Regions from separate parts of the Mus musculus genome. Here region 2 is linked to region 1. A link is a loop called in an ENCODE intact Hi-C map of the cell type or tissue named here. Cell type or tissue: heart. All regions are shown on one strand. Region 1 holds the start of Tekt4 (tektin 4). Region 2 has its middle 15 kb from the start of Prss29.

Region 1 (5,000 bases):
AGCTGCCTGGTCCTGCCTTGCCAAGTGGAGAGGCTCATGCCCAGTGCCTACCTCTGAGGCCAGACCACTGGGCTCAGCCCTCTGTCAGCCTGTGTCCACGCCACATCTTCTTGCGTTGTCTTATCTTCTAGGGCCTGATGACGGATGGGAAACAGGGCTTTCACAATGGCCCTGGGAGTCATCAGAGGAGGGGGTCGCCCCTAATATCCTGCACAGCTCTTTCCTATCTTTATCCAAATTGCTCTTCAATGCTTGGACTCCAGGATTCTTCTTCCGGGAAGTCCTTGGCTGGCTCCTCCTTCCTGCTTGTTGCCCGCTGCAGCCTTGGCTCAGGGATGCCTAAGAGCTTTGGATCCTTCTGTAATTAAAGTGTCCCACTGGCCTGGGGAGAGATGTGGCTGTGCCTCCCACTGCTCCTGTCACTGGGTCTGCACCAGCCAGGGTGGCTCCTTGGGTTGTCACTTCACGCAGGATAGGAGGTGGCCAGATGGCAGTCTCTCCTTTGTTGGCCCTGTCCTGTCAGCGTGACCTTGGGCCCGTCTCAGCCTGGGGCCTGCAGGCTGTGCCTGTTCTGGGTAGAGTCTATGAGACTGCATGGCTTCCCTCCCATTTAGAACCTTGCCGATTGGGGCTAGCGCTAGGGAATCTCCTCTGGCCTTGGGGAGCTGCTGGCTAGACTCAAAAGAAAGGGACCCTTTTGCCCATGTCCGTCCCACTTGTGATGTCTAGAGTTTGTAAAAAAAAAAATCTGTGCAGGGGACAGCTGTACTCTTGGTCAGTCCTGATGCCCCTCTGTTTCCCAGGCATCCTGCAGGGCTGTCCAGTGTGGTGGGGTCTGGTTCTTGGGGACACAGGCAGAGTCCATGGAGCTAGCACTTCTAGCCCCATCATGCTGCAGCTGTGATGTGGGAACTTTCACAAGCCCTTCCCCCCCGCCCCGACTCAATTTTCCCACTGTAACTGCAATGTAGGAAGAAGGGCAACATGAGAGAGGACCCCACCCCACTCCATACAGTCCTGTAGTGCACCACCATTCTGCCCACACATCCCATTCAGTCTGTGCTCACTGTGGCTTTACCTGACTGTTTCCCACTTAGCCCCAGCTTTGAGTATAGTTGTGATGGCCTCAGCAGCAATGATTGGTGTTCCTCTCTGAAAGGGTTGGGCGGAGAGAGGCTGGGAGGGACTGCACCCTGTCACCTTCAGAGCACAAATGCCTCTTTCTTTGGACCAAGGGTCAGACTAGAGGCCGTGGATGATAGGGACAAAGGCTCAACACATCCCTGAAGGTGTCTGGCGAGTCTTGGCCCCTCAAGCTGGGGACTAAGGTCAAAGCTCTACCTTGGAGTCTATCTTGACATAGGGGAACCTACATTGAGACCTGGCCTTCCTCATTAGCCTGGGGGTTCCATGGGAGCATCAGCTACCTGCAGTGCCCAGTACTTGAATACTGCAGGTGAAGATCAGGTAGAGTCACTGGGCCCAGGCTAGTTCTCTTCCTTTGCAGTCCCTGGCTCCACATGTCAGGAATGAATCTAAGGAGAAACTGTGGTGTGCTCTGGGTAGCTCTGTACCTACTACCATGTGGGAAAACTGAGGCACAGAGGAGACAGAGGGAGGCCCACACTGGCCCCCAAAGGTTCTTGGCTTCTAGCTCTTGAGGAACAGTGGCAGCTCTTGCTCCATCTGGTTATGAATTCTCAAGGCTTCTGCCCACAAATTACACATGTATAAAGCATCTACTGGTGGGAATGCCAGGGGCTCCTGCCAGAGGATTGACATGGAGTGTGAAGTGAGTGAGGGGCTAACTGCTAGGGAGTCAGCACAGGGTCGGGGCGGGGGGGGGGCGGGGAGGAATGCACAGCCTGGACAGAGGTGTGTGGGTGAAACCAAGCCTGTGCACTGAGCAGAGAGAGCCTGAGGTTCTCGAGGCGGGAAACGGGATAGGACAGTGGGGAGAGGAGAGGCTGAGGGGCTGTGGCAGTAGACCCTGTGCTGGCTAAGGGTGTGGATTTCTTTCAGAGAGGACCTAGTATGTGAGGAGCCTCTGGGGAAGACCAGGTGGGAGGGGAGGGAGGAAGACCACAGAATGGTCAGGAACTAGGAATAGGTGGCTGGCACATTCTGCAGTCAATGTCGCCCTCTCTTGGTCACACTGGCTATCGACTAGGGTTTCTTAATGCCCAGGTTGGATGGCAGGATTTCCTATCTAACTAGTGTCCTGGGAACAACTGCCCAGACAGAAAGTGCCTCCCCTTTTTGAGCAGATCAGGATACGTGACTCCAGATACATTCAGTGGGTGAACCCCCTTCAGAACACTGACCCAAATCCCCAGGAGGCTCTGATCTAAGTCCAGCTATGGGATACAGGAAGAAGAAGAGGGGCTGGCCCTTACACAGTGGCCCTGGGAATAGATGGGGTCAGGGTGGCTGTGGATACTCTCATGGGTTCAGGTCCCAAAGTGAGTCCTGGAGGCTGAGGTAGGGTGGATGTTTGGTCCTCTGGGCCTGCATGCGGGGTTCAGACCACATGCGCAATGGGCCAAGTTGTGGAGTCCTAGGGTGGCTTAGGGTAATGTTGAGGATGAGAGGCACTTCTCAGGCTGAGGAACCTGCTCACATTTCCATGGCCCCCACCTCCCACAGATCACCCAAAGGGGTCGTTAAGTAGGCAGAACCTCCTCCGTCCTCCTCCAGCAGGGCAAAGCCCACACTCAGGACCAGATCATGGAAGAACATCTCAGAAAAGGAGCCAAGGAGCCAGGGAGGAGGGCAGGGGTGTCAGGGACCTTGGAGCCTTCACTACCCCAGCCCTGGACCTCAAGACCCTTCATACCCCAGCCCTGGACCCCAAGGCCCTTCACTACCCCAGCCCTGGACCCCAAGGCCCTTCACTACCCCAGCCCTGGAGCCCAAGGGTCCCAGGGAACAAGTCCTGAGCCTCTGTGGCTCGGATCACAGTGTGGTGAAGAGTTGAGAGTTGGGGATTGCCTGTGTGTGTGTGTGTGTGTCTGTGTGTGTGTGTGTGTGAAAGAGAGAGAGAGAGAGAGCTTGTGCATGCGCACGCACATGGGCATATGAGTATTTGTGTGCATTGGAAACCTTAGGGGACATTTCTCAAGCACCATCCATTTTGGGGTTTTGTCTGTTTTTGTTGTTATTGGGGGTTTTGTTTGAGATGGGGGTCCTGCTATATAGCCCAGACCAAGCTGGAACTCACTACGTAGACCGTGCTATCCTTGAAATCAGAGAGCTCCACTTGTCTCTGCCTCCTGAGTGCTGGCATTAGAAGTATTTGCCACTATGCCTGGCCAACCTTATTTTCAACAAGGTCTTTCACTCGTCAAATACAGTTGGGCTGGTTGGCCTGTGAACACCACAGATTAACCGTTTCTGCCGTCCCAGTGCAGGGATTGCAAGCATATGCCACCACACCCATCCCCCCCTGCCCCCACCTGTGTCCTGGGAAACAAACTCATGTTCTTGCGAGGCAAACATTTTTACCTTTTACCCAGCTATGTTCCCAGACACTGCTTGGCCCTTTAAGAGGGCAGTTCTGCTCCTCCCCCTTGAGTGACCCTGTTGCTCAGCAACAGGAGGCAGTTGGTGTATACAATGTTCCTTAGGCAACCAGGAACCTTGCTTGGGACAGAGTGACCAGTACTGCTCCATTGATCGTGCCTGGACAATTGCCCAGTGACCCTCTCTTCATTCCGCCTCCCTTCCTGCTTAGCCAGGCAGTGGGTACCATGGCCCAAACGGGCGTGCTCCTGACCAAGGAGCCGGCCCCACAGTCAATAGATGTCTGTGAGCTTCCGCGCAAAGAATATGAAGTGGCCTGCAATACTGGCGCCTACACGTCCTCGGGTCTGGCCACCGCTGGCTTCCGCACAGCCAAATACCTGAGGGACGAGTGGTTTCAGAACTCTTATGCCCGCTACCACCAGGCCTTCGCAGACCGGGACTACTCTGAGCGGCAGCGGCATGAGAGCGGGCAGCTGGTAGCCGAGACTGGGGCACTGGCCCAGCGCACACAACTTGACTCCACAAGAAAGGTGGGAGAGCGCCTGGAGGACATGCATTGCTGGAAGTCAGAGCTGCAGCGAGAGATAGACGAGCTGTCTTCCGAGACGGACCTGATGATGGCCCAGAAGCTGCGGCTACAGCGCGCCTTGGATGCCACCTCCGTGCCTTACTCCATTGCTACTGACAACCTGCAGTGCAGAGAACGCCGCCAGCACCCAGACCTTGTCCGGGACTATGTGGAGGTGGAGCTACTGAAGGTGCAACCAGTGGCTCGGGCTCAGCGTGGGAGGCAGGCTCTGGCTCTCATAGAGATAACACAGGGCCTTAGGGTTCACACAGCACTGTGCCTATGCAGGACTCCTGATCCTTCAGATAGCGGAATTTCTACCACATCCAAGTAACTTTCTCTCTTGTGGGATTCCTTCCAGCCCATAAGATTTCAAAGACGTTCAGTCTGACTCTGAGGGGATTTTTGTTGTCGGTGGTGGTGGGCTTTGGGCTTTTTTGTTTGTCTGTTTTCCAAGACAGGATTTCTCAGTGTATCTCTGTCTGTCCTGGAACTCACTCTGTAGACCAAAGCTGGCCTCAAACTAGGAGATTTACCTGCCTCTGCCTCCCAAGTGCTGGGATTAAAGGCGTGCGCCACATTCTTCTGGCTGAGGTTGTTTTGTTTTTGGCTAAGCCAAAGGCTCCCCCGTACCACCATGCATGCCCCTTGCAGTGCTATTGGTGTTCAGGGTAGAAAGCCGGGCCAGCCAGTGTTGCATGTATGGAGGGCTTGTGGATGCCCATGGCATCTGCTCTCTCTCCCCAGAGCCCCAGAACCCCAGAGCCTGAGCTTCAATGTTCTCCTAGTATACACTATAATCCCAGTGTCAGGGAAACTGAGGAAGGAACACGAGCTCCAGGCCAGCCTGGACTACATATGAGACTCTTAAACAAACACCAAAACCCAAACTGAACCGAAAACAAAC
Region 2 (5,000 bases), 140 kb before region 1:
GGGCAAGGAGCTGCTGGGTGTGAGCCGAGTCATCATCCACCAGGACTACGTGCAGGGTGTCCTGGGTGCAGAATGGGCTCTGCTTAGCTGGAGAAACCCCTGGACTGTTCTGCTAACATAAGCTGGTGAAACTGATCTCTGGGTCTTTTGAGGTCAAGGCACCCATGCTGGGTGACTGGCTGGGGCATGGTCCATATGTATGGTATGTTTCAAGGAAAGATTTGGGCTGTGGAAACAAACTTGTCATTTGAGGATCCCTGCTGGGTGGCACTAAGGTCCCAGGGAACAGAATCCAGGGAGGAAAGAGAATACTGGCAAATATACAACTCTGGCTTTTCTCCAGATGTCTGTCTGTACCTGAGGCCGATGGCATGGCCGGGCCCAGAACCCAAGATTCCGAGAGGCAAAGGCCCTTTCTCCTTCCTATCCCCCTCTGTGCTCCCTCCTTCTCTCCCTCCTCTTCTCCCTCCCCTCCTCCTCTTTCTTCTCCTCTTCTTCCTCCTCCTCCCCATCTCTTCCTCCTCTCCCCCCTTCCCCTCCTCCTTCTTTTCTCCTTTTGGAAATACTAGAACATCTGATTCCCCTCTCTTTGGTTCTCGAACTGCAGGCAGATAGATTTTTGTTACATTATTTATGTATTTATTTTTTGGGGGGGATGCCATGTTTTGTCATAACATTCACGTGGAGGTCAGGAGGCAACTTTCAGGAATTTGTTTTCTCCTATCATATGAGTCCCTGGGGATGAACAGGTCTTCATTCAGACTTGACTGCAAGCATTCTTAACAAATGACCCATCTCACCTGCCCCTGTAAGCACATAGGAACCATCTTTAGCCTCCTAAGGGTCAGAGCTGGGCATGGATCTTGCAGATGTGTGTCTCCTACACACACTGTTGCAGGGATGGATTTGAGTAGGGATTGCGTATTCTCAGCCCCCAGGATGAGTTGGTAGGGTAGTGGACAGTTAGGATCTATGTACCACCAATCCTACTTCCTTTCTCCCCAGCGTCGCTGCCCCCTCCCTACCACCTGCAGCGGGTTTAGGTGCAGATAATATCGCGGATAATATCGTTTGTGAGCAGCTATACCATAATGCAACCGGGCACCACCACCAGGGCTACAAATTCATCCAAGATGACATGTTGTGTGCGGTCAGTGAGGGCTGTGAGTTCAATTGATTTCCTCCTTCCTGTTCCTAATGCCACTTCAGGGCCAATAACCACTGATGCTACTTCCTCTTCTAGGGTGACTCAGATGGCGCCCTGGTCTGCAGGATAGCAGGCTCGTGGACGTGGTGAGTAGGAGTGGTGAGCTGGGGCTATGGTTGTGCCCTGAAGGACATCCCTGGGGTCTACACACATGTGCAGTCCTTCTTGCCCTGGACCATGCAGCAGATGAAGAGGTTCTCCTGAGCCCAGCTGGCCTCATGCTGGTCGCCAGAAGATGAGTCTCCCAGTACCCACTGCTTCAGCCTTTTCCTGGTCTTCCGAACCTGTCCTGTCCTCTGGCCTTCCGGGAGCCTGGACATCCCTGACCCAGCAAAGAAAGCAGGGACAATGGCCGGCGGGGTGGGTGCTCTTGGCCTGACAGAAGGTAGAGAGGAATGAAGATTTTCTATGCATGCTGTTGCGTGCTGTATGCAGCTGTTGAAGGTACTGACTGGCTTTTGCTTTCCGCTGTTCTTAATAAAGGTCTTGTGCACATTCAAGTTCAGGATTTTGTGTGAGTTTTACATTTCCTTCTCTTTGGAAAAGACGCCCACAGGTGTGGTTTTCCACATGCGGAGGGAACTATCTGTCTGTACTGCTAAATTTGTTTGTGCTCTGTGTCCTTGTCTAGATAGTCACCACTGAGCCTTAATATCTTGACATCCCAAGTGTACTTGGCATCCAGGTGTGGCCCTATTGTACACGAAGAGTTTGGTGTCAGGGGAGATCTTCAGTATGACGAAAGAGTTTGGCCATCACAAGTTGCACAAATGTGCTTGGGATTAGTGACTCACAGAAAGTCACATGAGGCCTTCATCCTCACGTCATTCTGTGCTGGGATTCTGTAGACTCAGGCCACACAGAGAAGGCTCCCCGTAGAACAGGGGCTGGAAAAGAAATGCCTGTGCATCAGTACCACCCGCCAGAGCCCCAGCCCCGGCAAGCATGTCCAACCGGCCCGGCAAGGGGTCCTCGGCATGTGGGGATGAAGCTGGCAGCAGCCAGTCTCATCTAGGTCAGATTCTGTGTTTCCCAAGGAGGATGCCCACAGGCATGGGAGAGTGAACTGGGCTCCGGCAGAACGGTACATGGGGGACAAGGAGGACAGGCCTGTAGCCTTGTTTAGGACTAAACTCAGGACAGGAACAATTTACCCAAGCTGCAGGGGTGTGAGAAAAGTTCTAGTCAGGGTTCACCTGAAGGATGGGAGAGAAAAAGGATTGCAGGGGGTGGTCCCACCCCTATCACATACACACAGGGCTATGGTGGTGTCTCATTGCGCAGGGCATCGGGGGGTGTGTGGAGACTAGGAATCAGCCAGTTCTGTGGCCAGCTGCAGGTCCCTGATCAGTCCACCCCTGCATCAGCTCCCGGTTCTCTAGCAGAGATCCACCCCAGGATCGTGGAAGCTTTTCTGTCCTGCGCTTTGGGACCTCCATGTCTGGGACTGAGGGGGGCCAAGGGGGAGGGTGAACCCTGCCACTGCTGCACATTTGTCTCTGGCTATGTGCGGCCTGGAGATGGCTTTAAGGAGAAGAACAACAAAAGAAAGGGTGTCAGGCAATTGAGGAAAGCAAAGGGCTGGACGCTAAGAGTAAATCCTTGGAAATGCTCTTTGCTGTTCACATACGCAGCCTCCAGGTGGCGCTGCAGGATGGGAAGAGGGAACTGCGATTCGGGTGTGCGGACAGGTAGGTGTGCAAGGAAGCCCACCGCCTCCTAGTGCAGGGCCTGTGTTCAGCAGGCAGAAAGCAGCCTTTCCCATTCTTCAGGGTCCTTTTTAATTTTATTTCTTCTGGAGGAGAGATCTATGTGGCTCAGGCTGGCCTCAAATTTCCATGCCAAGCTCTTTTGGAGAATGTTCACTCTTTTCACAGGCTTTTATTTGCTATTTTTAGGACTGCTGGCCTAATGAAGGTGGACAGCCCAGCCTGTATTAGACTGCAGAGTCTGGGATAAGATGCGGTGGGAAGCAGGATTTGGGGACCTGGTAACTTCTACAGGAAAACAGGTCATGACAGGTTATATGCATGGCCACGCTTCCAGCACCCCTCCCGCTTCCCACAGTCCTATGGGACCACACAGGTTAGGAGTATTGTAACACAGACGTAGTTACAAAACTCTCAGAATCCCGATAGAAAGTGGCTCCTATCAATTTGCTGTGCTCTGCCTGACCCACACTCTCTGGCTCCTGATTGACAGGAAGACAGATGGCTTCTTGGGGCTATATGTCCTGTCTATCCTAGAGTTTCGCATGTATAGGGAGAAAACCTCTACCATCAGGCTATATTCCCAGTCCTTTTTGGCATTTTGAGTCAGTATTGTTAGGTTGGCCAGGCTGTCTTTGAACTCACAGACAGTCCTTCTGCATTAGCCTCTCCCAATGCTGAGAAGGCAAGCCTGTGCCTCCAGACTAGGGTCTCCTCTGCTCTGTTTCTGAGCATGCATGTTTTTTTATGTGGTGTTGTGGTTCTTTCCTTGTGGCTAATACTGTCTGTTGAAGGAATCCACAGGATTCGCTCATCCAGGTACAAGTTAATGGACATTTGGGCTGTTTCTAACTAGGGCTTTTGGGAGCAACGCTGCTTTTAACAGTTTGTGTTTTGTGTGAACACATGTTTTCTCTCGGAGGAGCACAACTGTGACTGTGGACTCACACAGAATGTTTAAAGGATACAAGACGTTCAGATTCAGGGCTGTGATTACATCCTGTTGGCTGTGGATAGGACTGGGCTCCTAATCGGTTCTTGGTATCTACCAAGCCCTCCTTAGCTTCAGGAACTCTAGGTGGGGGTGCGGTGGGGTGCAGAGTTTTTTTCTTGAGTTTTATCTGTGACAGTTTTCCCCCCTCTGTAGACCAGGATGGCTTCAAACTTGCAATGATCCTCCTGCCTCAGCCTCTAGGCTTAGAAACACTAAGTCACCATGGCTAGTTCTGGGTTCTTGCTTTCTCCCTCCCCCTCACTCTGTCCCTTCCTCCCTCCCTCCCTTCCTTCCTTTCCTCCCTCCCTTCCTTTCCTCCCTTCCTTTCCTTCCTTCCTCCCTTCCTTTCCTTCCTTCTCTCTCTCTCTTTCTTTCTTTTTCTGCTTTCTGTCTGTCTTTCTTTCTTTCTGTCCATCTTTCTGTCTTTCTAACTTCCTTCCTTCCTGTTTGTCTGTCTTTCTGTTTTTCTAACTTTCTTTCTTCCTTCCTTCTCTTTCTCCCTCCCTTCTCTCTTTCTGTCTGTCTGTCTTTCTGTCCATCTTTCTGTCTTTCTAACTTCCTTCCTTCCTGTCTGTCTAACCTTCTGTTTGTCTTTCTGTTTTTCTAACTTCCTTTCTTCCTTCTCTTTCTCCCTTCCTTCTCTTTCTTTCTTTCTTTCTTTCTTTCTTTCTTTCTTTCTTTCTTTCTTTCTTTCTTTCTTCCTTCCTTCCTTCCTTCCTTCCTTCCTTCCTTCCTTCCTTCCTCTCTCTCTCTCTCTCTCTCTCTCTCTTTCTCTCTTTCCTTTCAGACAGAGACTCCTGTAGCCCAGGTAAGCCTTGAACTCCTGAACCTCTCGCTTACATCTTCTGAGTGCTACGAAAACAGATGTGCATCACCACGCCAGGTCTCTTAGTTTCATTTTTACTGTTGCTTTGACAAAACATCTTGGCAAAATAATCTTAAGGGTGAAAGTGTTTGTTGTAGCTCCCAGTTCAAGTTACACTCATCACTGTGGGGAAGGCGTAGAGGCAGGGGCATGAGGTAAGTAACCATATAATGGACACAGTCTAGGAACAGAGAGCCATGAACGAATGCTGCTCAGCTTTCTTTC

Evidence for each region. A loop is a pair of places that touch in the nucleus more often than their neighbours do. Peaks named below come from ENCODE experiments on the same cell type or tissue, not always from the same donor. Only the 100,000 strongest peaks of a DNase experiment are listed, where the experiment ranks them.
Region 2: a loop joins it to region 1, with 11 times the contacts of the local background. A loop is called at or near these places in 16 of 42 quality-filtered maps.

What each region holds. Positions count from the first base shown.
Region 1 is chr17:25,467,973-25,472,972 of GRCm38, forward strand. Tekt4 (tektin 4) reads left to right here and starts at 3,618. Exons shown (of 6, transcript NM_027951.1): 1 at 3,618-4,283. The coding sequence starts at 3,750. In heart, a CTCF peak has its summit at 2,152 (motif pointing left); a DNase peak (open chromatin) is centred at 49; H3K4me3 peaks cover 1,118 bases; H3K27ac peaks cover 3,704 bases; H3K27me3 peaks cover 1,284 bases.
Region 2 is chr17:25,331,265-25,336,264 of GRCm38, forward strand. No RefSeq gene overlaps it. Among named protein-coding and RNA genes, the nearest start is that of Prss29, 15 kb to the left of the region's middle. In heart, a CTCF peak has its summit at 2,851 (motif pointing right); no DNase peak of the experiment used is centred here; H3K27me3 peaks cover 3,918 bases.